Linked DNA regions of Homo sapiens: regions 1, 2, 4 and 5 are each linked to region 3. Evidence: chromatin loops called from intact Hi-C (ENCODE). Cell type or tissue: PC-3. All regions are shown on one strand. Region 1 has its middle 47 kb from the start of SPTSSB. Region 2 holds the start of SPTSSB (serine palmitoyltransferase small subunit B). Region 3 overlaps LOC105374187 (a long non-coding RNA gene). Region 4 overlaps LOC107986150 (a long non-coding RNA gene). Region 5 holds the start of B3GALNT1 (beta-1,3-N-acetylgalactosaminyltransferase 1 (Globoside blood group)).

Region 1 (5,000 bases), 50 kb after region 3:
CCAATCAAAAGACATGGAGTGGCCGAATGGATAAAAAACATCAACAGCAACAACAACAACAAACAACCACCACCAAAAAATAAGACCCAATTACCTGTTGCCTTCAAGAAATACACATCACCTATAAAGACACACAGACTGAAAACAAAGGGATGGAAAGAGATATTCCATGCCAGTGGAAACCAAAAAACAGCAGAAGTAGCTATACTTATATCAGACAAAATAGATTTAAAGAGAAAAACTATAAGAGGCAAAGAAGGTTACTATATTATGATAAAGGGGTTAATTCAGCAAGAAGATATAACAATTATATATGCACCCAACACTGGATCACCCAGGTATATAAAGCAAATTTTATTAGAGCTAAAGAGAGAGATAGACCCTAATACAATAATAACTTGAGACTTCAATACCCCACTTTCAGCACTGGACTGATCTGCATACAGAAAATCAACAAAGAAACATTGGACTTAATCTGTACTATAGACATAATTGATATTTATAGGACATTTTATCCAGTGGCTACAGAATACACATTATTTTCCTCAGCACATGGCACATGCTTCTCTTCAGGAGATGTAACTACTCTTGACTCCAAGTAAGTGTTTCAATAACACCCTGTGCAGATTTCAAGCACTAAATTTAATTCATGTTATTGTCATTATCTATATGTCTATTTACCAAACCGGATATTGGCCTTTTCATGTCATTTTAGTATCTTCTGTCTTTGTATCCACACAGTAAGTGTAGTGTCTGAGGTGTTGTAAGTCCTTCACAAATATTTGTTACAGACATTCATTTGTTGAGGAAAGAACTCATGTAGTTTATTTGATCACATAATGAGAGCTTTGTACTACTTTCTGTTTTCCCTGGCTTGCCAAAAAAGTTCAAGCCAAATTTTATGCTCTGTGACAATAGCTATCTTATCCTAACTCTAAAAGATATTTTTAACTTTTGTTTTTATTTTAATTAAGCTAACTACATGTTTTCATCTAAATGATCTTAAATGCATTTTGGAACTATAAGGAATATAAATTATAAATAAATACACTTAGCAAATTTTGGCTCATCTCTATGTTGAAGGAAGATCCAATCAATGCCTCTCACCACGATGAAACATTAAGAAACATCAAGCAGTAATAACTGTTAGATAAACAGGCAAAGGTATTATGTGTTATGCTTATGAATAGAAAAGGCAAATAGAGATTACTCAAAGAGTAGACTGGAGATTTATAAACTGTAAACAGACACATTTACATGGCTAGAGTTGCTGAGATGATATTATGCAGTGAGGAGAATCATGTGTTGAAAACATTCGTTTTACTGTTAGTTATGTATTGGTTGTTTTGCTACTTAGGAGAAAGACAAAAGGATCCTCAGAGGAGAAGGAGATTATAAACCTGGTGAGACAGCTGCGTAGTGGCCCAGTTATGAGAAAAGCAGAGGTCAGATGCAGGTACCAAGGTCAGGCAACAGAATCCAAAAGGTACACTTCTATCACTATGAGAGAAAAAGAGTATTAGATTTGAGATTGGAGAATCTCAATGATCCAAGGAAATTATCAGTTGCTTTGGATAGTTACAGTGACATAAATCCATAAGAATATTATTTTGTGAAGTAAGGAGCATATTCGTTGTCAAATTACTCTTGGTTTTGCTACAGGCTTACCAAAAGGCTGAAGGCTAGAGTGAAATGGGAAGACAGAAAACAACAGGAGGGAAAAGGAAAATCAGAAGGCATGATGACAAGGCAGAGCTTTATTTATTAAAGTTATACTTTGGAAAATTTGAGAAAGTAAAGGAGTTGATCATTTTCCTGAACTGTAAACAGACCATTACTTACAAAGTAAACAGCACTTTCTAGATGAAAACAAACTACTGAAAGAATGAACAAAGAAGCAGTCATTTCACCATCAAGTGAGTCAATATTTGCTTTTTATGGTAACCAGAAATATCTGGGTTTGTTTTTTAATCTTAATGGTATAAATTTTAATGACAAAGATTATTTAGCCTTTAGTAAAAAATTGGAAATTCCTACAGTGAAGTTTGCTCTTAGAAATGGACTCCAGTTTTAGAATGAAAAGTGCCCTAACTTAAGACTTATTTGTTTGTCAAGGTTGATGAGACTATCTAGACATTGTGAAGTGGAAAAGGAATATGCCCACAGAGAAGGCTGGCATCTGCACTGGGAAAGGAAACTTAGAGGCAGTTGCTGGGCTTGGCCTGTGGTAAGGGTTCTTGTCCTTGACACCTGCTCTCAGAGGTCAAAAAACTTTTAGCCTTCCTGAGGCCATTTGGGGAGTCTGAAACTTCCAAATTCATTATTAATATTGAATTGTGAGATTTCACATAAAAATCCACATTTCTGATTTCTTTTAAAAAATCAAATAACATTCCAGCATAGCAACTATCAATAGGAACTGAATAGAAGCTGCTCATTTGGGACAGAGCCAGGTCATGATTGTCCCTTCCCTAACCCCACTATTTTTGTCAGACATGGAGGCTGAGTTGCCATCTATCAAAATGATTGCACAGCTGTTTGTTTTATTATAGAATTAATAAAATATTGAAGCATTTCTTTTTTCTCAATGTTCAGTTTTCTTTAATGACCCTCATCTCCCTGAAACAAAGGTTCAGGTAGCTGGGTGATGGCAAGAGATGTTCACTTGACGATTTTGCCCTGATTGAAGGCTTTGCCCACATGCTGGAAGGCTCTATCCCAGGAAAAGTACTCTTGAACCTGCATCTGGGTCTCATCACTGCCAGGATCCAGTTTCTGCTACGTGTATGACTTGTAGTCCACCTGCCAATCTGGACTCAGGGGAAAGGCAAGCTCCTGGCCTCTGAAGACCCAGATTCCAGAAATGGAGCTACTATTGTTGGTTCCAAAGAGGATGACACGGCAAAGGTGTTCTTCCTCAGCTTGTCTAGTCACTGGAACATTTCAGTGATGAGGTTGCAGCTCATGAAGGTCTGAGTGAGCTCTTCAGGGAAGTGATACTCAGAGAACCATAGGGACCAGCCATCCTTAACAGAGTGCTTCCAAAAATATGGCAGTGACACAGTGTGTCCTCACTGGAGCACTTGGGTGTAAATTCACCCAACACAAAAGTACCCTTGGGCAGCTGAGCAAAGAGGCCCTTGGCCTTGGGCTCAGCAGCCGGTGCCTGCTCACATTCATCCATCTCCTCCTCAGAAGCAAGGGAAGCCACACTTTTTCCTCTTTCTGTTCAGCCTGAGGCGTCTGCTTCTCTTTTAACGAACCTTTCCCTTTCCATGGGTGTCGTTTTTAGTCGGGCTCTCTGTAGAATTTTTAGCATCAAACTGGGCCATCTTCTCACACAGTTTCACTTATTCCAAGACAGCCCGCAACTGGGTCTGGTTAATGCAGATGAGGAGCCAAGGGTTGATACTGAGAAAGGCTTGGTGGAAAGAAGGCTCCAGCACCTGCTTATAGAGCCATAACAAGGTGCAGACAACTGTGATGTCAGCCAGTTACTCATTCACCCACCAGAAAAGTCCTCATCTTCAAGTGAGCATCCAGCAGCTCCAGAATTCACCTCATGTCCTCTTTTGCATTCTTAGTGGCCTATTTGTTGTGGTGCACGATGCCCAAGGTAGGGAACAACCAAGTACTGGCTAAGGGCACTATGTTGTTATCAGCAAAGCCTATCCACTGCACCACCTGGGCTTCTGCTTCTGGAGTACTTTCCTGCAGCTCCTCATTGCTCACACAGTAGGTAATGACATTACTCTTAAACACACAGGCTCCACTGTCACCATCAAATGCTGGAATCTTGCCAGCAGGAAATTTGAAAAGAAATTTAGGTTTGTGATTGGTTTGGCCAAAGTGGAAGTGGGGATGGTGCAGAGAGCATGCAGACCTGAGCCCTGCTGTATTGAGCAGTGATGAGGGCTTTGAAGGCCCTCCAGTTTTCAGCATATGTGTACAGGATCTAAGCCATCATGGTGATTCTTCAGAGAAAGAGAAGGGAAGAAAAACAAATCAAGAATGCATTTGGCTGCAAGTAACAGAAAAGCTGACCAACATGACTTAAACATGAAGGGTTTATTTTTCTCATATTACCAAACCTATGCAATTACTGGCAATTGGTTTAGCTACACAACTGCACCCAAGGGTCTAGACTCTTGCTTTACTTTCTGCTAAGCATCCTTCACAAGCTGGCTTTTGTCTTTGTGGCTATCTCCTCACAAGTACAAAATGGCGTTTGCATCTCCAGATAATTTGTCCACTTCAAAGCAGGAAGAAGGGGAAATGATCAAGGGCCAAACCAATTGTATGTCCCTTCTACAGAGAAATTTAAAATTCCTCAAGTCAGCAGCATGTTCTGCCTACATCTTATTGGTCAGAACTGGGTTACATGGCTAGAAACAAAGGAAACTGAGAAATAAGAAAATGTGAGTAAAAATTTTGGCATGGAGCTGGTTCTAGGCACATTGCCACCATAAAAAGCTCAGAGTTTCACTGAAAAAAAAATAGAAAGAAAGAAAATAAGACTATCTCTTGAGGTAGGAAATATTTTATTTAAGCCTCAGGGGTGATCTGTACCCATGGATGAAATTATAGATACAAAAACTAAGCTGGGGATCTTAAACCCAAAGTCCACAAGGGGATAAATGACTAAAACAGGCAAGTGACTTGTGTACATCTATATCTTCTCTGCATAATTATTTCTAAGATACTCTTCACAAGAAATATGACTTTTCCAATTGTTCTGGAATCATGTGGCATCTTGGTCCATTTTTATCACACTTGTGTATTTTGCATATCAGTCTCCTGTCAGATGATGGTTTGCAAATATTTTCTCCCATTCTATAGGTTGTCTCATCACTCCATTTACTGTTTCCTTTGCTATGCAGGAGCTTTCTAATTTAATAAAGTTCAATTTGTCTATTTTTGTTTTCATTGTCTGTGCTTTTGGAGTCTTAGCTGTCAAGTCTTTGCCTAGGCCAGTGCCCTGAACAGTTTCCCTTTGTTTT
Region 2 (5,000 bases), 97 kb after region 3:
GTTTTGATTTGATTTTCATTTCCCCAACCACTAATGGCTAGTAAACACCTTCTCATGTGTAAATTGGCTGTTTCTACCTGCTCTTTGGAGAAATGTCTATTCAAATTTTTTTGTCCACTTTTAAATGAGTTGTGTTCTTGTTGTTGAGTTCTTCATTTTCTGTCTTAAGAGTGGAGGATGGTTGGAGGAAGAGAGCCTCAGAACTCTCAGTTGCTCTTATCTAGAATAGAGCTCTGAAACACAAAGCTGGGGATGATGAGTAATGCTGGTGGCCTGCTTCTCTCAGGGTATACTGTAGACGAGGATCTAGGTTGAGAGGGGGCCCTGCGTTAGTGGCTGCACCCATCCTTACTGGAACATCATCACACTCAACTGGAGAGGGTGGGGAAATATATTGTGGTTCAAGCATCACAATTGTTTGCAGTTCTTACTGAAATATAAGAGATTGTCTTGAATAAATATTTTCTTCGTGCTGTATGTCCTTAGGACAATTACCAGGAACTTTAAATGGTTATTTATCTATAATTTTCACCAGTTATTGTTGTTTTTAGGGAGTGGATTTGAAAAGCTCTTCACATCACCATTCTGGAAGTGAGTCCCATTTGGATCATTTTTTATGAATATTTTGTTTCTTTTATACTTGGTGGTAAGATAGTGGCAAAACTCTCTTTATAATTAGCATAGTAGAGATAGAATTGCTGTACAATTATAAAGGGCAGTTTTTATAAAAGTATTTGCAAATTTACAGTGAATTAAGAAAACCAATGAGAGTTGAGGACTGGTTGATTTTCAACTTCAAATCGACTTTCAACTTCAAATCTAGTCGAATTCTAGAATGACCATGCTTTGTTTTGACAAATAATTTTTAATTTATTATCATTAAATAGTTGTAAATAAATATCTGGATAATGAGAGTGACAGTACATTTCATACTACAGCTTGTTGGTTTTGGTCTAGTTATCTATGTACAAAGCCTTCACAGCCCTTGAGAAAGTCACCGAAATGACCTGTTTTAAACAGCATAGGAATAATTCAGATGTGGAAATCAAGTTATTAAAAATTCAACACTTTTATGTATACATTTTAGAATTTCACTAGCAAAAATTACCATGTCTTTCTTAATTTTTGTCTAATTCAAAATAAGTACTGCACCACAAAATCTTTTTGAAAAACAATTTTCCCAACTCCCCTGATGCAGTTATTTGGACTTTGGGGCTAGTTCTTACATTTAACAATTCTTCAAACTCCTTATGTGATTGTGGACTGGGCTCATATGTGAATTGCCAACCAGTTGAATGTCACTTTAGTTGAAACAAATCTGGAGTCCAACTCATATTTAAAATGCTACTCTAAACATTTCCCCACCTTCTTCATCCCCATGGCAAAGTTAACTATTTAGCTAACTCTAGCTGGCTGTCTTTTGGTGAAGAAGTTTGGTTACTTATAAAGGATGACTTAAGTATCTTTGAGAAAATACATACTGCTTAATACTTACAAGAGAATGTTAAAATGTATTCCTTGTTGGAAATTCTTCACTTTTTGGCAGGTGACTTGTGTGTACTATTGCCTAAAGTACAGTAGTTTAAGTAGCTTATGGGCAGAGAGGGATTGTATAGGAGCACGGAACTAGGTAAAGATGAATATTTAAGAAGGAAACCAAGCACAACCCAATGATATTTTCCTGAGTCGTTAATGGACTACACGAAGGTAAATAGTGAAAATAGTAAAGAAATTTTCTCTTCTTTTAGTTTGGAAAGTTTCAGTGTTAAAGTTTGGCTTCTACTGAGTGAAACATCTTAGTTTCCCACATAGTGAAAGGTAAATGGAAAAATCCATCAATTCTGAAAATTGTAATGCAGTTAAATAATAAACTGATAAATTGCATTAAAGCTCAGTATTAATTTTTTCCTCCTATAGAGACAGGAATTCTATCCTACTAAAGCTACTTAACAGTTCAAGTAGGTATTTTGGAAGATGCTTACCTCCCAGTTGGGTGTATCTCCCTGCGGCTTAGGTGAGCGCCGAGGCTTTGGCTCCTCCCCAGCTGCTGCGAGCTTCCCACTGCGCCGGGCGCCTGGGAGCCTCCCGGAGTTAGGTGTTCGGCCCCGCCCTCAGGACTCTTGCTAAAACTCAAATTCTACCTGGCTAATTCCGGTGATTAATTATTGACAAAAGGAAAACACTCCTACGCAAACTTGTGTCCAACCGCACTGCTCCCAGCGACTCCTTCCAGAAGAGAATGCCTGCTGCAACACTCCCCTCCCCCCCTTGCTCTATGGTCCCAACTTCTCATACGCTGCCACTCTTAGTCCTGGGCGATCAGACTGGTCCTCGGAGGAATGCAGCCCAACGACTTCTACATTTTAAAATCTGGTTTTCTGCAGCTCGTTCGCAGTTCTCCAGGGACCAGCCTCTCGAGAGGGGGCGCTTTCCCGGTGCAGGGGAAGCCGGGGCTCCGAGAGCAACAGAGGCGGCTGAGGCGTCGCTGTCACCTCCGGCTGCTGCAGTAAAACCCCGAGCCGAGGCGGGGACGGGGAGGAGGGGATAGGGAGGCGCCCTCCCCCGCTCTGGGGCTGGGATCCCCGACTCTACTGAAGGGGCACGTCCTTTGGCGGTGGTAGAGGGGCGGGCGGATAAACAGGAGGTAGAAGGTGGGAGCTCTGGGGCTTTAGCCTAAGCTGCGTTAAAGCGCTCAGGGAAAGCCCGCGCCCAGCATCCATCGGGCTGCAGACTTTGGCAAGGGGGCGAAGAAGCCCGGGTGTAAGCGCAGCAGGACTGCGTCTGAAACTCGGCATCAGGCTGCTAAGTGAGCCCAGGGCTCGGGCTGGGGCAGCGGGCGGCCAAGCAAGCATCCCACCCCATTTATTTGTCAAAAACCGAAGAAAGCAAAGCCTTTTAGCACTGGCAGCTAATTTTGGTGCCTCTGAACGTGTGAAACGCCCCTCCCCGCCCCACTCGCATCCTGCCACCTTGCCCGCGGTAGCTAGGAGGTTAATCGTTAAAAAGGTGGACTCCCCCAGGGAAATAGATGAAAGGATCGTGCCCGGAGAACTTGTGTGTGCCCACTCACAAGTGCAGAGAATTAATCTCGGCCCGGACTGCGGCAGGAGGGCAAACTGGGGAAAGAAGGCTGGGAGGCGGCCCGGTGGTGCAGAGACGCGCGGCGCCTGCTCCCGCGGCTCCCGGGGCTGGCGTGCCCTGCGCTTACGCTCCGCGCTCGAATATCTTCCCCGGAGGGCTCGGGACCAGCGCGAGCACCTTCCCTGGAAGCCCACATCCATCACCCAGCGATCTCCTCTCCATCGAGAGCAGGGCTTGCTGAGAGTGGCGGAGGACCTTGAAGGCTCCCGGTTCTGTATCTCCGTGGCCGAGACGCTTTCTGCTCGAGGCCCAGGGGAGTCCGGGAGCGAAAGCCTCTTTTGATGAATGAGCATTTGGGCAGTATCTGCCCATCAGCCCCCACTGCCGAAGGAGGAGACACTGCACATGCTCGGCCAGGGCTGATTGTGTTAAAGCGCGAATTTTAGCTGCTGGCAGGTCTCTGCTCATCCTCACAACGCGCTTTCAGCGGGTTCCACACTGCCAGGGCTATTACGAAGAGGGAGGCTCACGTTATTGGGCGGTGGTGTCTCCATGCAGGAGGGAGGATGTCCCCAGAGGAAGCTAAAGGTAGATGGGGGCAGGGAAGGGAACCAATAGAAACAGAGCACCTGCTTGGGCCCGTGTTAGCCATTTTACGTAGTTATCATTTCCTTCTGCTCCCGTGTCTAAATAGCAGCAACCACTGCTAGTGTTATTTATTTCTTTATCACTTTATGTTGGTCACATTCCTTATCTTTTGGCTTCTCGCGACACACCTTGCAATATTGGCAGGGTAGATATGACCACTCAGGGCATGTAGATCAGGAAATAGAAACCCTAAGAAAGGACTTGGCGGGGACTACCAAGGCCATGTTGGTGAGGCCAATTCTATTTACACTGGTAAATCTTATTTTTCATTATCTATTTACCCCCACTTAGTTGTGACACTCCACCCTCCATACTGTGATTGCACATTTGTGGAAATATAGAAATAGACCTTCTTGGCAAAGGTTTGTGAAATGGATATGAGACCTTGCAACTACTCCAACTGGAGGTTGGGGGAAACTGGCACAGCTGGCAGATGTATTCAGACCATTAAAAATAATCTTAAATAACATACACGTATTATAACCACACACAGGAACATCTTTATGAATATCTTAGCACCTCCAAACGGAGAATACATATTAACATGTTTTCCATACAACTATAGAACATTCTCGAAACTTAACTAGATCACAAACTATAGGTCAACACTTTTATTTTTATTTTTATTTTGGAGACAGGGTCTCACTCTGTCGCCCAGGTTGGAGCGGAGAGGCACAGTCACAGCTCACTGCAGTCTCAGCCTCCTGGGCTCAAGTGATCCTCCCGCCTCAGCCTCCTGTGTAGGTGAGACTACAGGCACGTGCCAGTACACCCAGCTATTTTTTAAATTCCTTAGAGAAGGGGTCTCATTTTGATGTCCAGGCTTAGGTCAACACATTTTAAAAGGCAGAAGTCATACAGACCACATCATCCATCAAAATACAATAAGGATAAAATTAACAACAAACATTTACCCTGATTGATATACTATTGGAAATTTAAAGATGCTTTGAATCTGTATTAAAAAGCACAAATGGGAAAATTACAAACTCTTTAGGAACAGAAGAAAAACAAAAACCCTACATAACAAAATTGAGAGAATACAGAAAAGCCAAACAATCTATGAAATTACACACTAAGTGTCTTTATTGCAAAACAATGTACAAGGAGACTTAGAAAAAATTGTGAAAGAATTATGTTAACTAATAAAGATAACAGCAGAAAATAATAAAGTAGGAAAGTAAAAAACAAAAACAAAAATGAAAAAGGAGACTTGATCAAGAAAAGAAAAAAATATTCTCTGGAAAGATCAAGAAATAAATCTAGAAAAG
Region 3 (5,000 bases):
CCCCCTAATTTTTGATAGGTATAAAGTGATATTCTAATTATATTTATTTGATTACATGCTGAGTATCCTTTCATATTACTCAATGGTTATTTAGTTTCCATCCTGGTCAGTATTTCTTCATACTCTTTGATTTTCCTTTCATGTTGATTTGAAGAAATTTCTTATATAATAGCCTTTGTTGGTTTTAGACATGGAAAATATATTGTTTGTTAAGTTTGTGTACGATGTCATTTGCTAAGCAAATATTTAACTTTGATGTAGTTATAGCCATAAATTTCTTCCTTTTTTTTTCTTTTTTTGAGGCAGGTTCTCATTGTCACCTAGGCTGGAGTGTAGTGGCACCATCACAGGTCACTGTAGCCTTGACCTCCTGGGCTCAGTGATCCTCCTGCCTCAGCCTTTTGAGTAGCTGGGATAACAGGTGTGTGCCAGCATGCCTGGTGAATTTTATTTTTATTTTTTGTGGAGACGGGGTCCCACCATGTTGCCCAGGCTAGTCTTGAACTCTTGGGCTCAAGCCATCCTCCTGCCTCGGCCTCCCAAAGTGGGATTACAGGCGTGAGCCACCATGCCCGGCCCATAAATTCTTTTTCTTTAAGGTTTGTGCTTCCCTGAGTCTTGTTTAGGAAGGACCACGGATGCCATAATTTAGATTTTTTTAAATAAGTAAAGGCCTTTGCTTTAAAAACTGTTGAATGAAGTGCCTTTAAAAATATGAACGAGGGTCGGGCGCATTGGCTCATGCCTGTAATCCCAACACTTTGGGAGGTTGAGGTGGGCAGATCATGAAGTCAGGAGATTGAGACCATCCTGGCCAACATGGAGAAACCTCGTCTCTACTAAAAATACAAAAAATTAGACGGGCATGGTGGCACGTGCCTGTAGTCCCAGCTACTTGGGAGGCTGAGGCAGGAGAATCCCTTGAACCCAGTAGGCGGAGGTTGCAGTGAGCCAAAATCACGCCACTGCACTCCAGCCTGGGCAACAGAGCAAGACTCCATCTCAGAAAAAACAAAAAAAATATGATCGAACACTGATGATCTTTTATTGCTCATCTCATCGGAATTTTCTTTGCATTACCACTATCAAGTACTTATTTTACAAATACTGTGGTAACTGTTAACCTATTCACAAATCTGGATAAAGATGAGATATGGCCTTTTAGTAAGTGACCCAAGTCAGGTTGACTGGAGAATCTAGTAAGAGTGAATTGAAATATTGATCCCCAAATTTCAGAAACTGTAAGATAAATATGTTGCAAAATAATAAAAATGTGTTTTCCTAATTTTTTTCCCCTCAGTGAAGGGGGAAAAACTTCTAATTCTTTTAAACAATAATTTTAGGTTCAATTAAAATGGCCACCAGGTGGCACCAATGCCTGATAAGTACTTCTGAAAATCAGAAGCATTATTCTCATACTTAAAATCTGTTAAAATTGACATTATAATTAAGGAGATAATTCTGGTCCCCTCCTAATTAGTCTTCAAGAAACTCTTTTTAGGCTCCAAGTTAGATGAAGTGTCTTGTCTCTGTGATCCTATGGCTAACAGTACTCACCAATTACTCTGTAATTGTTTACCTGAGTCTGTTTCTACTCGAGGTAGAGATCAGGACATTTTCAGCCTCACTAGGCCCCGAATAACGTGGCTTTTATTTATTTTTCTGGTAAACATTTGGTTATGAGTTAAAGCCAGGTTTGGGAGAAGTAAAATCTAAAATGTAGACTTTCCAATTTAAATAGGTCTTTCAATACTTATAAAATCTACAGGCTTGGGAAAATAGTGAAAATAAACATTTCGTTGTTTAAATTTTATATTTTGAATTGATAATGAAAAAAATAGTCAAAATTCTCTTCCTCATTCACTGGTCTGATCCACAAGTTCCCTTTCATTTTGGGAAATGGGCCTACAAGACACTTATGGCCCTTGAAAAATAAGTTTTATGAATGAGTATGTCCAAGGACTACAAGGCTGACTTCAAAGCAACAGTCTGGACTCCAAGTACGAAACTTAAAAAAAATCATTTATTCTAAATGGCACTAATGAGACTCAGGCTGCGTCTGTATCTGAGTATACTAGAAAGTCTCTATCAGCTGCTTCCCTTTTATCTTCTTAGAGATGACATCTTTTCTGTATGGTTGGTGCATTGAGAGACTCAGCCAAGTATCAGGCTTTCCATCCATGGGACACATGTCTCCGGAACCTTCCAGCTGTTCACTTGTGACCAATACTCAGAATGCCTTTACTATTGAATACACTTTTAAAAATGATCAATACCAACATTCCCCAAAGTGTGATTAGTGAAGCGATAGTCCTTCAAGAAACTACCTGTACTTGGGGAAAAAAAGTATCCTATCCTTGTTTCTGTCTTTGCAGCTTGTATTATCATATTGAAGACTCTGAAGCCCTTCAGCAGTGGTTCTCAATGGAGTGGTACCGCCCCCTAGGGGACATTTTGTAAATTTGTGGGAGTGTTTTTGTTGTCACAATAATTGGTCAGAAGCCATGGATACATGCTAGGTAACATTCGGCGCATCTAACAATGCTATAGAAGCAAGAATTGTCCTTCAACCCCTGGGACTTTCATTTGTCCTGACAATCATGTAGCTAAAAATATGTATCTAATTAAGCCTACTACTAATTGTGTTTAACATGTCAATACAAAGTTATTAGGATTTTATAGTAGACACTTGAATGTCTTAGGAATACATTATAGGAATGACAATATAAATCAAGGAGTACTTAGGAATGACAACATAAATCAAGGAAAGATTGTATCAAAAATAATTTTTTAAAAAGACATGGTCTTGAGGCCTGCAGGGGAAAATGGTGAATAGGCAGGACTAACTTGTAGCTCCCACTTGGACTGACAGAACAGCATGTGGAGACCACATCGTGAACTTTTGCTCCAAGAACTGCTGCAAGAACATACCAGGAAAACAGAAAGAATTCACAGACCCTTTGAAATAAGCGGCTTGCCACTGCAAACTCCAAGAAACAGCCGAAAAACTGTGAGTGCCCAAAGTGTGAGAGGGTGAAAGTCCACCTCTGAACACACATCCTCACCGAGGAGCTTGAAAATCTGGATCACGGGAGAGGGATTTAACCTTACCTAGAGCTGAAATGAATTTAGAGAGTGGAGAGAAATATAAAAGTAGAAGAGGCAGCAGGAAAGGCCTGTAGGCACTTCTGGCATCCAAGGAAGCCCAGGGAACCTATTTTGACTTTATTTCACAGGGGTCTCTGGGGAGGGCTGCCAGTGGAATTGCGGAAAGACCACAGGAAGAAGGAAACTTCCAGCTGAACTTTGTAGTAATTTCGACCAAGTGTGAATTTTCCAGGGCAGAATCCAGGGTTGGGGGCAAACGGGAAGTGCAGACACAGGCACAGAAGCCACAGCAGGAGGGGTGAAGCCTGAAAGCCCTGCTTGCTTTCTCAGAGGAGAGGCTTGTAGCTTGGGGCCAGTTCCAAGCCCTGCTCACCAGCTGCCTGGTTATAAAGTCCGTGTTGGGGGAGCACACTGGGAGTGAGACTGGCCTTTCTGGCTACCTGGGAGCTGGGTGAAGCCTGTCACAGCTGGCTTTCCCTCACTGACTTGGAGACTTGTCTGATGCAGCAGAGACAGCCATAATCCCTTTGGCATGAGAAACACACCCATATCTCCCACAGCAGGTGCAGCAAGCCCCACCCAAGGAGAGTCTGAGCTCAGACACGCCTAAACTTGCCCCACCTGATGGTCTTTCTCCACCTGCCCTGGTAGCTGAAGACAAAAGACATAATCTCATGGGAGCTCTATGGCCCTGCCCACCACCTGAGAAACCTGAATACTTATCCAGGTGACCCTAGGGCAAGCTTGTATCCTCCCTATGCTACCACAGCTGATGCTGCTTTGAAAGTGCCACCTCCCGGCTGGAGGCCAACCAACACAGCAACTCATAAAATAACAACCCTTCCCCCAAGAAGGAAAAAACAGCTAACTCCACTGCCTGTGACATCTTGGCTAACCAGAGGTCCTAAGTCTGTCCATGTGACAACTTTACTGCCAGCACAACTAGCATTCATGAAAAGTCGCACACTAAACAAAACTACAACCAAGGCCCCACACAGAGTCCACCTTATTCCCCGGCTACCTCCACCAGAGCAGGTGCTGGTATCCACTGCTGAGAGACCTGAAGACAGATGACATCACAGGACTCTTTGCAGATACTTTCCAGTACCAGCCTGGAGCCTGGTAGCTCTGCTGGGTGGATAGACCCAGAAGAGAAATAACAATCACTGCAGTCCAGCTCTCAGGAACCCCCATCCTTAGGGAAAGGGGGAGAGCACCACATTAAGGGAGCACTCCACGGGACAAAAGGATCTGAAGAGCAGCCCTTGGGTCCCAGATATTTCTCTGATATAGTTTACCCAAATGAGAAGGAACCAACAAAACAATTCTGGTAATATGACAAAACAAGGTTCTTTAATACCCCAAAAGATCACACTAGCTCACCAGCAATGGATCCAAACCAAGAAGAAATCTTTCAATTGCCAGAAAAAGAATTCAGAAAGTCAATTAGTAAGCTACTCAAGGAGGTACCAGAGAAAGGTGAATAGGAGTTTAAAGAAATTTAAAAAATTTTACAGGATATGGATGGGAAAATCTCCAGAGAAATAGACATCACAAGTCAAAAACAATCACAGCTTCTGGAAATGAAAGACACACTTAGAGAAATGCAAAATACATTGGAAAGTCCAACAATAGAATTGAACAAGTTGAAGAAAGAACTTCAGAGCTTGACACAAGGATTTTGAATTAACCCAATCTGACAAAGAAAAAAGAGTTTAAAAAAATGAACAAAGCCTCCAAGAAGTCTGGGATTATGTTAAATGACCAAACCTAAGAATAATTGGTGTTCCTGAGGAAGAAGAGAAATCTAAAAGTTTGGAAAACATATTTGAAGGAATAATTGAGGAAAATTTCCCTGACCTTGCTAGAGATCTGTGGGAGTTAAGGCAGGC
Region 4 (5,000 bases), 130 kb after region 3:
ATCTTCTTTTTTGTCCTTCCATCTTTCCTAACATGTTGCAGACATCTAGACAGTGCCATCTATGAGGAACAGGCCCTCACTTGAAACTGAACCTACCAGCACCTTGATCTTGGGCTTTCCAGCCTTCAGACTGTGAGACAATAAATTTTTATTTTTTATAAATTATCCCGGTTCCGGTATTTTTTTAATAGCAGCACAAATGGACTAAGAGGGATGCCTAACAAAGGGCAAGGATAGCCTTGGCAGGAGGGATTGCATGCAAAATTTTATTATGCATTAAATTAATATTTCCCAGTGTCTGAGGAATTTTGGCCATTGTTTTCACGTGTGTATGCATGTGTTTAGCTGGAGCCTAACAAAAGAAGGCTGTGGTTGATGCCACCACTTCCTCACTTCCTGTAGCCACACACCAAAGTGCCTTGTGAGAGGGGCTGTTAACTCCAGAGCCACAACCTGGGTCTAGGAAAGCTCTGATTTCAAACATGCTGTTGATTCTTCCCCAAATAGCATAAATTTTTATCATAATCTATGTCTTTATTTTTGCTGCCTAAAACATGGCCCTTTTCTATCACACCATCATTGTCATGGAATGTTCTTTAAATACAAATAGAACCTTTGCTTCCTAAGAACTTTCTTTTGCACTTTGCCAGAGTTCACTTTTGCACTTTTTGATTTCTGAATGAAATCAAAAGTGCAACTTAGTGGAGGAGTGTGGGATCCAGAAGCATAAGAATTCTGTTGTTCCCAGCTGTGGGGTTCTCAGCACAATAGTAAGAACCCTTAAAATGATAATAATTCTAATTTCTCTTGAAAAATTTTCATTTACAGTGGAATAAATGTCAGGAGATGTTAAGTATTTGCTACTTAGAATAGACTCTTTCCCAGCTCCAAAAATTCTTTTCAAAGCAAATATGTACATTTGATACCTGCAAGTTTTGAATGTGCAAATATTGGCTCAGCAGATGGATGAACCAAGTCTAACATATTGTTTTTTTTTTTTTCTCAAGGGTTGGGACTATTATGACTCTGACTAAGGGTTACATATTTTTTCCTACCCTTACTGATAACTGATGAATTTTTAGAATGGAATGGATTCTCATCCTTTTCTCTAGAATGTATAACACCTTTATAAAATGCTAAAGAGATTTTTTTTTAATCATTCTTATGGTTTAGGCTAAATCCCTGTTTTTGCCCCTACAATTTCTCTAGTGACCCTTGCTCGGGGTCACTAGACCCCGGGGATTTGCTAGGAATCTCCAAGTTGTTTGATTCATTTCATTTTCAGTATCTTTTATTTTGAGACTGGTTAAAAAAAAAACTACCTTCATAGAGGGCAAAGAACCTTGAATGATGGAATTTCAAAATGCTTTCAGAATTAGTTCTGAAGATAAACAAGTGAGGAGAAAATGTACATAGAATTCTAAATTCTAAAAGAGTTTTATACAAGTATACTTGCATAAAATCATAAACTTGAAGGCAATGTAAGAAGCTAGTTGTTCTAGAATATGATTTACAAAGCAAGGGACTCACGGTTGAATCATTTACATCAACAGGTGTTGTCAAGAAGTGCTACGATTTAACAGCACCGAAAGTTTCTACCTTTAAAGTGAAGAGCAGGCACATTATTAAGTAACTTAACATGGCACAACATGATTTTCATAAAAGCTGATAAAATCATCTTGGAAAAGTTAACTGCATCATGAGGCAAGTTTTAGGTACATAATTTTAATCTATAATGTATCTATGGTTATTGGCGCTAGGTATGTATACAGGCTATCAGTTTCTGGAGACCCGCAGGAAAATCCAACACTGAAAGAGCTTGCCCACCCAGGCCCCACTGGTTCTGAGCAATGTTTCAAAACATCGTGCATTCCAACATGTGGTCCCTAATCCCTGCTGGGGGAAGCTGCAGTTGAGTAAGGGTTTTACCTGAGACTTTGATTTTCTTGTACATATGGGTCTTAGGGACTCAAGCTGCAGGCTGTTGGTTACCTCCTGCTTTATGCTTCTAAGCATATGTTATCTTTAGGATGTGGATCCAAACAGGTAACCCAACAATCTATTTGAATTAATTGTATGTTTAATAAAATCTTAAAATCTTACATGTGCAGACCAGGCACGGTGGCTCATGCCTGTAATCCCAGCACTTTGGGAGGCCAAAGTGGGTGGATCATTTGAGGTCAGGAGTTCGAGACCAGCCTGGCCAACATGGTGAAACCAAGTCTGTACAAAAAATATAAAAATTAGCCGGGCATGAGTGGTGTGCACCTGTAATCCCAGCTACTTGGGGGGCTGAGGTGGGAGGATCGCTTGAGCCTGGGAAGTAGAGGTTGTAGTGAGCCGAGATCTTGCCACTGCACTCCAGCCTGGGCAACAGACTGAGACCCTGTCTCAAAACAAAACAAAACAAAACAAAACAAAACAAAACAAAAAAATCTTACATCTGCAGACATAGCATTACACTGGGAATTAGCACCTTCCCTCTGTGGTAAATGGTGCAGGTGGGATTAATGCTGTTTTACAGATGTGAGTGGGGTTAGTGTCATTTTACAAATGTGAATGTGGAGACCCAAAGGGGCCAAAAGACTTGCCCAAGGTCAAACTTCAGTTATTACATTTCTCGATTATTTTGCTATTTAGCTATGATTGTCATGAAAAGTTTCACAGAGCTTGAAATTCTGGGCAATATTCTTAAAGTCAATTCCTGGAATATTATTTTTGGAGTGAACAACTCGATCTCTGGAAAATTTGGAGGTTAAAGAGAGGAATTACAGTTTTTTGAAGAGATGTCTTCCCTATGTAACGGCCCCATGTTGCCCCCTTATGGAACTTGCGATATTTGCAAAATTCTTTGCTGAATTAGTCTTTCACTGAAGTGTGACTTATTTGACACACAGGATTTACAGCATGAGCCTTTTGTCACAACAGCCTTTTGTCACAACAGGATTTACAGCATCAGCCTTTCTCAGGATGATAACATATTACCTTACCATTTTCATATATTAAATCAACTGTTACTGAAATTCAGCCAAATTGAAGGAAAATGTGATTATGAGGAAGTCTACAGAAAACTTTTTTGTACTAATTTCTAACTATACTCACAGCCCCTTTTCCCATACCCTCAGGGCTGACCATTTTGCACATTAAAAAGTAATGTATCTAACGAAATAGGACGGTGTTCTTAATATTTTACTAAAAATTGTGGATCATTTTAAGTTTCACGCTTGTGAGACGTTTGGGGATTTGGTTTTTTTTGTTCAATGGGTTTGAATTTCACCTCTGCTACTTAGCTACATCACCTCCGGTAGACTCAGTTTCTGGGTCTCAGCATCTTCCTCTGTAAAATGGGAAGAATGGCGCCATTTGTGAAGCATTTGAAACAATTCCTGGTAGAGTATGCATGCAAAAGTGAAAGCAGTAGCGGTGGTTGTAGCAGTAGTAACCCCTGGATCTTACCTCCTCAATTATCACATGAGGAGATTGTACTAAAGGAGCTCTGAGATCCTCTCAAGTTCTTACATCTCTGATCCTCTGGATGCAAAATAAGCAGAGGAAGAAGGAGGCACCATGAGCAATGATTCCATCTCTGCCCTCCTGAGAAAGTCTTTCCCTCCTTTCCACAGCACCTGGGAGGAGCAGGAAGTTACTAATTTGCTGGCAGGGCCTGCTGGTTTCGGCCACAGTTTCTGAGTCTTTTGGGGAGTCAGATGCAATAGGGTATATGCCAGACAGCAGAACCTATCCAGGGGTGTGGAAGCATTCCGCCTTTGGGAACCCACCCACCCTGGATGGGGCAACTAATCGGAGAAAGTCTCAACAGAAAAATGGAAGTGGGTAGTGTGCAGTGAAAGTGGATGTAGGGAGGCTGGAAAGTGGGACCCGTCAAAGCCTAAGAGATAGACTGGAAGGAGGCACGAAGAAGGGATTGCTGGCAGGGAAATTCCTCCCTTTGTCCCAGGGTCTCAACTTCACACTTGTCCAAGATAAACACCACTGACATTAAAGTGATGAAAACATTTTATTCAGTAACTACTGACAGTCAGGGAAAGAGCTGCGCTCCATTCCAGTTTGTGCAGAGGTGGCGGTGTCTTTTATTTTAATTTTTATTATTCCAATAAGACTTTATTGTTTATGTCTGAAAATTAGCTATAAAAACTTGTAATATACATTGTTTTATCAGTTCTCTCTCTAGTTTTAGCTCTATCGAGGTACAACTGATACACAAAAAAATTGTACCCATCTAATGTATGTATCTTGATGAATCCAGACATATAAATACACCCATGATGTCATCATCACATAAAACACATCCATCACCTCAGAGGGAGAGAGTGGGAGGGAGAGAGAACTGGGGTTCAAATAAAAAGTTACCAAGGGTTGGTCAGTGTAAATGTGACTAGGCCAGCTGTGTCTGCTAGCCAGCAATGATGGCCCCAAATTAGGATTCTATCCTGACAAGTACATTTCTAAGAATGGTCTTCAGATCTTTGAGAAAGACAATCCTAAATTGCAGGAGATATATATACATCTCAAAGGGACAGAGGAAGGATTCATGATTGTAAGGCCTTTACAGTAAATGCTTTAATAAGAGGAGGTATAGGGGCCAAGGGAAAACTTCTCCTTTGTCCTCTGAAGGTTCACTGAAAGTCAGTTGACAAAAGGCAGATTTAATAAGAGAAATAACATCCATAGACCAGGCGTAGTGGTTTACACCTGCAATATCAACACTTTGGGAGGCCAAGGCAGGAGGATTGCTTGAGCCCAGAAGTTCAAGACCAGTCTGGGCAATACAGTGAGATCCCATCTCTACAAAAATTTAAAAATTATCTAGGCTTGGTTGTACATACCTGTAGTCCCAGCTACTTGAGAGGCTGTGGTGGGAGGATCATTTGATCTGGAGAGGTGGAGGCTGCAGTGAGCCGAGATCATAACACTGCACTCCAGTCTGGGTGGCAGAGTGAGCCCCTCTCTCAGAAATACTACTACTACTACTAATAGAA
Region 5 (5,000 bases), 170 kb before region 3:
TACTCCATTCTGCTTTTGCATAGAAAGTGGTAACTCCATTCTTGAAAACAAACTCTGGAAACAAAATAGCTAAATATAGTTCCAGATAACAGACACAGAAAGAGAAGCAACAGACAATGAGATCCTACCTACCTACCTGTGTTCAGAGTCAGAAATACATGGGGTGGGAAACCGATAACCTACTCTAGCTTTCTTTTAGTTCCTTAATGTCTCAGAGATTCAAGGAGTGCAGGTTATCTCCCCAGCCAAATCTCCCAACCTTCCAGCACTTGGGGCCCTACCCTACAGATGTTCTGTGGCTTCATCTTCCTTCCCCATGCTGATGCGCCCCCTACAAACTGCCGTATTTCTAGCTCATCCTCTCATCTTCCCCTAGCCTCTAATTCACAATATGCCAAAAGGACTGGTAACAAAAGCAAATCAGTATTTATAATATACAATTTTTTATTAGTATAAAAGCATTGTCCATAGTCCCAAGAGAGATGTTTGCCAAACAGCCTGCTGTTAAATGAACTGTAACTTTTGAATGTATCTGTTGTGCAAGGTCATTAAGAGTATCCTGTTTGATCCCACGTGCTTGACCCCATCCATGTGGCTATCTACCACACAGTGGGAGTTTACCCCATAGCGAGCAACCATGATCCATCCTGTTAAAAGCTTCTTTGGTCTGGACATGATATAGTTGTGAAAGGGACAAAGACATTTCCCAAAAGAGGGTTCTACCTGCATCATCCAATGGTGGATGGAACAAAGCTGGAGGCTGGGCACAAGAAGAAGAGACATCATCCATCCAAAGGGGAAAGAGAAAAAGTACTCAATGGAGCATTTTCTTAGGCATAAAGGGAATTGAGTCAGAACTTGAAGTTGAATATGACCCACCAAATTAACTTTTTATAGTTATTGGGTTTTCCTGAAGAACCATGGTATTTTAATAATTCAATTTTTTAGAAAATATATATATTATTAGAGCCGGGTGAGGTGGCACACACCTGAAGTCCTCGCTACTCTGCAGGCTTAGGTAGGAGGATCATTTGAGCCCAGGGGTTCCAGTCCAGCCTGGGAAACATAAAGTGGCCTTGTCTCTATTTTTCAAGCAAGAAAAAAGAAAAAAATATATTATCCAAAATGGCTTAGTAGAGCTTCACTCTTGAATTTCTTCAAATCCTCTGATGAAAGAATCGTACTAGAATATACAACAAACTTCGTGGCTGCATCAACGATACTTAAAACCTTGTAAAGGGCATTATTATGGGCATTTTTAACCAATTAGGATAATTTATAAGTTAAAAGTAGATGAACTTACCTGTGGAATTCCAGATGAAATTAAAGCTTAAGTTTTTTGTTGTTTTCTGTATTCCATGCTTAATTAAAACACTCAGATCTGTTGTGAACTACTGAACAGAAGAACAGAAAAAAATATATATGAGTCATAACATTAGGAATTATGACATCTAAAATCAATGTTGTATACTTAGCAAGTTGTTTTTGGAGCCATTTATTACATATCAACACTTTTTTCATTTTTGGAAAAGCCTTGATCCTCTCTTCTCGCTTTCAAATCACCTCATGCTCTAATCTGAAATTATACTTGGACACTGTTTTTTTGTTTTTTGTTTGTTTTGGAGATGGAGTCTCACTCTGTTGCCCAGGCTGGAGTGCAATGGCACAATCTCGGCTCACTGCAACCTCTGCCTCCCGGGTTCGAGCAATTCTCCTGCCTCAGCCCCCCGAGGAACTGGGATTTCAGGTGTGTGCCACCACACCCAGCTAATTTTGTATATTTAGTAGAGACGGGGTTTCACCACGTTGGCCAAGCCGATCTCGAACTCCCGACCTGAGGTGATCTGCCCGCCTCGGCCTCCCAAAGTGCTGGAATTACTGGCGTGAGCCACCGCGCCCGGCCTGGATGCTGTTTTGACAACAGTGTTTATTTTCAGGTCTGGAGTTATCCAATGGCCATTCATTTGAACGAACATTTTAGTCTATGAGGGGAAAAAAGTCATAGTCTCTTATCTGTTAGTAATAAACGATTCTGTTCTCCAGACTGATACGCGTTCAGTAATTTGTGCTTTTATCAGGCATCGACACATGCATACTAAGAGCACAAATTCAGCGCCCTTCTTTTGCTTAAGCCTCCTGGGAGAAGCTAAAAAACTTGTTCCCAGTTGAACACTGCAAACCCAAATTTTCCTTACCTCTGAAAACAGAAAAAAAGACATGGTTTGGCAATTTCTTCCTTGATAGCTTTTCCCACAACGCAGCCACCTCCTAAACGCAGGCAATCTGTGCAAAACGCAGAGGAAACAAAATCATGAAAGCCCTGCAAATCTCCCTCCTAAATCCAACATTAAGAAGGCGAACGGATACTGAATTCAAAGACTACCCGTACTTGAGGATGGCATCATTCCTTACTGCTTGGAAAAGTGAGACTCCGTTGCACCTCTAGGAATCTTTTTAAAACGCCCTGTATGTTCCTTAACACTGCCTGTAGGAATCCTGTAGCCCTAGCCCCGTGGGATTTCCTTCTCTCTCCGCCCGTTCTCCACATTCCCCACTTAGTTTCACATTCCTTCCCAATCCCTCCGACATCCCTGCGCCGGGGCCCTTCCCTAGCGCTCCGGGAAAGCGTTCGCCGCAGGCCTGTTAGGGGCCCACCAATACCGTAACACCGTTCCCGTCCTCTTCCTCGGCACCGCTGCAAACGCCCCGGGTCGCTACCCGGATTTGACGGTGGCTGGAGCGGCACGGGCGACGCAAGGCAGGTATTGCACCCTGGGGCAAGGCAAGGTGGACAACCAGCGGATGCGGCGCGGCCGCGGCCTGGGCCTGGGCCCTCCGCGTCGCCCACTGCCCCACTGGGCCCCTTCTCCCGCGCTCACCGGAGGCGGGCAGCTGCTCGTCACCGAGACCCGAGACCCACGGTGCGGCGGCTCAACCTGGGCCACGCTCCGCTCTAGAGGAGTGGGCGGTGCCTCCCGGCCTAGCTGCCGGGGTCTAGGCGTTTCCGAGGACGGCGCGTTCCGGGAAAGGCGGGTCCGGTGGCTATACCCTCCACCCAGTGGCAGGACTCAACCGCCTCGGAGACCCTGCAGGGCCGCCCTTCTCACTCACCTCCTGTGCTCGGCGCGCACCCAGCTCGGAAGCGGGAAGGTGGCCGGCGTTCTCTCCCTGCGCACACACGCAGCCTCCCCGCATCCGCACGCACGGCCGGGCGCGCGCAGACCACGCGCCAGGGCCGCGGCCGGAAGCCCCTGGCTGCACGCGCGGGCCCAGGCGGCCCCCAGCCCTGTGAGCTCGCATGGCGCGCCCTCTGGGTCCTCGCGGTCACCTTGCATTCCGAGCACGGCCGTGTTATGTATGCCTTTAGTTGATGCTGGCCAAAATTAGACAACTTAGTGGCAGACGTCGAGCTAGAATTTTTGTTTGAGATCCTTTTTCCCTGGTCGTCTTTCCAAACTGCGTGAGTGCATGGCCTCGAGGCGGCCCTGGAGGGATTTTCTTGTTAAACTTCATACAGAACTAATTAGGAAAGAGGAAATCTTAGGAGGAGTTCTTTGCTGTCTCAGAAGAAATGCCAGTTCTTCTTCCGGAATCGATGGGGAATGGAATGGGGGTAAGAGAGACACGTCAGGTTTCAATGGCCTGTGTATGGATGGGAGTCCCAGGGAGTTGCTTTTGTACACCTGAGCATAGCTGACCTAAACTCCCAGATCCATCTCCTCAAACTCCTTTTACCAAGATGTGCAGTATTGATTGTACTGGTCCTTTCCTCAAAATCAAGTGGGTCTGGATCATGTATTTAACCACTACCAAGCTCAGCCATGAGCACCACCCCTGATTGTAACCCACACATTTGCATCAAGACTAAACGTGGCCCACCATTTCTTTTTGTTTACTGACTCTTTGGCCTGACTGCTTCTTCCTTATAGCCTTTTTCTGCAAAATTACTTAGGATAGTTTGAAGGTTCTCTGAAAATAATAGGGGTGAATATAGAGATCAAAATGGATATACAACAAAAGTAAGTTTAGATAGTAGCAGTGTAAGTCAAGGACTTAGTTGACACTGCATAAATAATCAGATCTAAATTATAATAATCAGATCTAAATTATGGTTGAGATTGTTTTCCTGGTTCCAGCCTTGGCAGGTAGCTGTGTCCTTTGCAGAGGGTAAAGTGATTGCTGCCCTGCTGCACGCCTTTATCACAGCCATTCTTCACCCTACCTGGGCTGACAGTTCACCTCACTAAGTCAAGGAGGTCCATTAATAACAAAACCAGACAGGTTTCACTGCAGATAGATTAATATGCTGAAAAAATAGACCTCTTATTTGGAAGAATGCTTTAGGGCATTAATACTATATTTTACAAATTCCGTTTCTTAAAATTTTAGAAAAGTTGTATTTCAATACTCATTTTTAAAATGTTTTGAATGTCCTTTGAGTAACCAGCAGGTATATGTGCTCATAGCTGCCAAAACTTCCCTGGAATGCAAAGCAGAGCCATGGACAACAGATTGGGGTAAGAAATTCTCCTAAATGAAGTAAGTGAGACAAAAAGGCCCAAAACCTTTATGAGATTATTTCCTTTGAAGCAGTCTCCTTTTTCTTTGTGTAGCATTTATCAGCTTGTGATTGAGTCATCTATTGCTGCAGATCGAACTCTCCCAAAATATAGTTGCTTGCAAAAATGTCAATTTAATATTTCTCATAATTCTGAAGGTTGGTTATGTGGTTCCTCTCTGGTTTTGATTTGGCTCACTCGTATAGATACATTCAGCTGTAGCAGGGGTTGGCCAAGTTTTCTGTAAAACAGGATCAGATAGTAAATATTTTAGACTTTGTCTCTGTCACATATTCTTTTTTATTTAATTTTTATAAACTATTAAAAACCCAAAGCTATTCATAGCTCAAGGGCCATACAGAAGCAGGCTATGGCCTACAGGCTGTAGTTTGCTGATCCCTGAACTGGAGAATCAGCTAAGCTGAAAGTCCAAGGTGGCCT

Evidence for each region. Hi-C counts contacts between places; a loop is a spot of excess contacts. Peaks named below come from ENCODE experiments on the same cell type or tissue, not always from the same donor. Only the 100,000 strongest peaks of a DNase experiment are listed, where the experiment ranks them.
Region 1: it touches region 3 in a loop (2.3-fold over the local background); 7 of 110 quality-filtered maps call a loop at or near these places.
Region 2: a loop joins it to region 3, with 10 times the contacts of the local background. A loop is called at or near these places in 3 of 110 quality-filtered maps.
Region 4: it touches region 3 in a loop (15-fold over the local background); 46 of 110 quality-filtered maps call a loop at or near these places.
Region 5: a loop joins it to region 3, with 5 times the contacts of the local background. A loop is called at or near these places in 18 of 110 quality-filtered maps.

What each region holds. Positions count from the first base shown.
Region 1 is chr3:161,322,253-161,327,252 of GRCh38, forward strand. It overlaps the pseudogene EEF1GP4. Among named protein-coding and RNA genes, the nearest start is that of SPTSSB, 47 kb to the right of the region's middle. In PC-3, no CTCF peak of the experiment used is centred here; a DNase peak (open chromatin) is centred at 1,879; H3K4me3 peaks cover 353 bases; H3K27ac peaks cover 2,668 bases.
Region 2 is chr3:161,369,453-161,374,452 of GRCh38, forward strand. SPTSSB (serine palmitoyltransferase small subunit B) reads right to left here and starts at 2,065. Exons shown (of 3, transcript NM_001040100.2): 1 at 1,983-2,065. RefSeq lists enhancers at 1,538-2,092, 2,093-2,647. In PC-3, a CTCF peak has its summit at 2,436; DNase peaks (open chromatin) are centred at 2,119 and 3,569; H3K4me3 peaks cover 4,068 bases; H3K27ac peaks cover 4,143 bases.
Region 3 is chr3:161,272,447-161,277,446 of GRCh38, forward strand. The region is part of intron 1 of LOC105374187 (a long non-coding RNA gene); the gene reads left to right. Among named protein-coding and RNA genes, the nearest start is that of NMD3, 54 kb to the left of the region's middle. RefSeq lists an enhancer at 2,347-2,396. In PC-3, CTCF peaks have their summits at 1,366 (motif pointing right), 1,572, 2,440 (motif pointing left) and 2,640; DNase peaks (open chromatin) are centred at 1,365 and 2,445; H3K27ac peaks cover 2,202 bases.
Region 4 is chr3:161,406,394-161,411,393 of GRCh38, forward strand. It overlaps LOC107986150 (a long non-coding RNA gene), which reads left to right. Exons shown (of 3, transcript XR_007096152.1): 3 at 1-5,000. Among named protein-coding and RNA genes, the nearest start is that of LINC02067, 18 kb to the right of the region's middle. In PC-3, a CTCF peak has its summit at 2,818; DNase peaks (open chromatin) are centred at 958, 2,838 and 3,658; H3K27ac peaks cover 5,000 bases.
Region 5 is chr3:161,102,124-161,107,123 of GRCh38, forward strand. B3GALNT1 (beta-1,3-N-acetylgalactosaminyltransferase 1 (Globoside blood group)) reads right to left here and starts at 3,226. Exons shown (of 5, transcript NM_003781.4): 1 at 3,112-3,226; 2 at 2,196-2,283; 3 at 1,304-1,394. LOC124909453 (a long non-coding RNA gene) reads left to right here and starts at 2,558. Exons shown (of 2, transcript XR_007096147.1): 1 at 2,558-2,762; 2 at 4,448-5,000. RefSeq lists silencers at 2,781-3,030, 3,041-3,130. In PC-3, no CTCF peak of the experiment used is centred here; a DNase peak (open chromatin) is centred at 2,628; H3K4me3 peaks cover 2,948 bases; H3K27ac peaks cover 1,487 bases.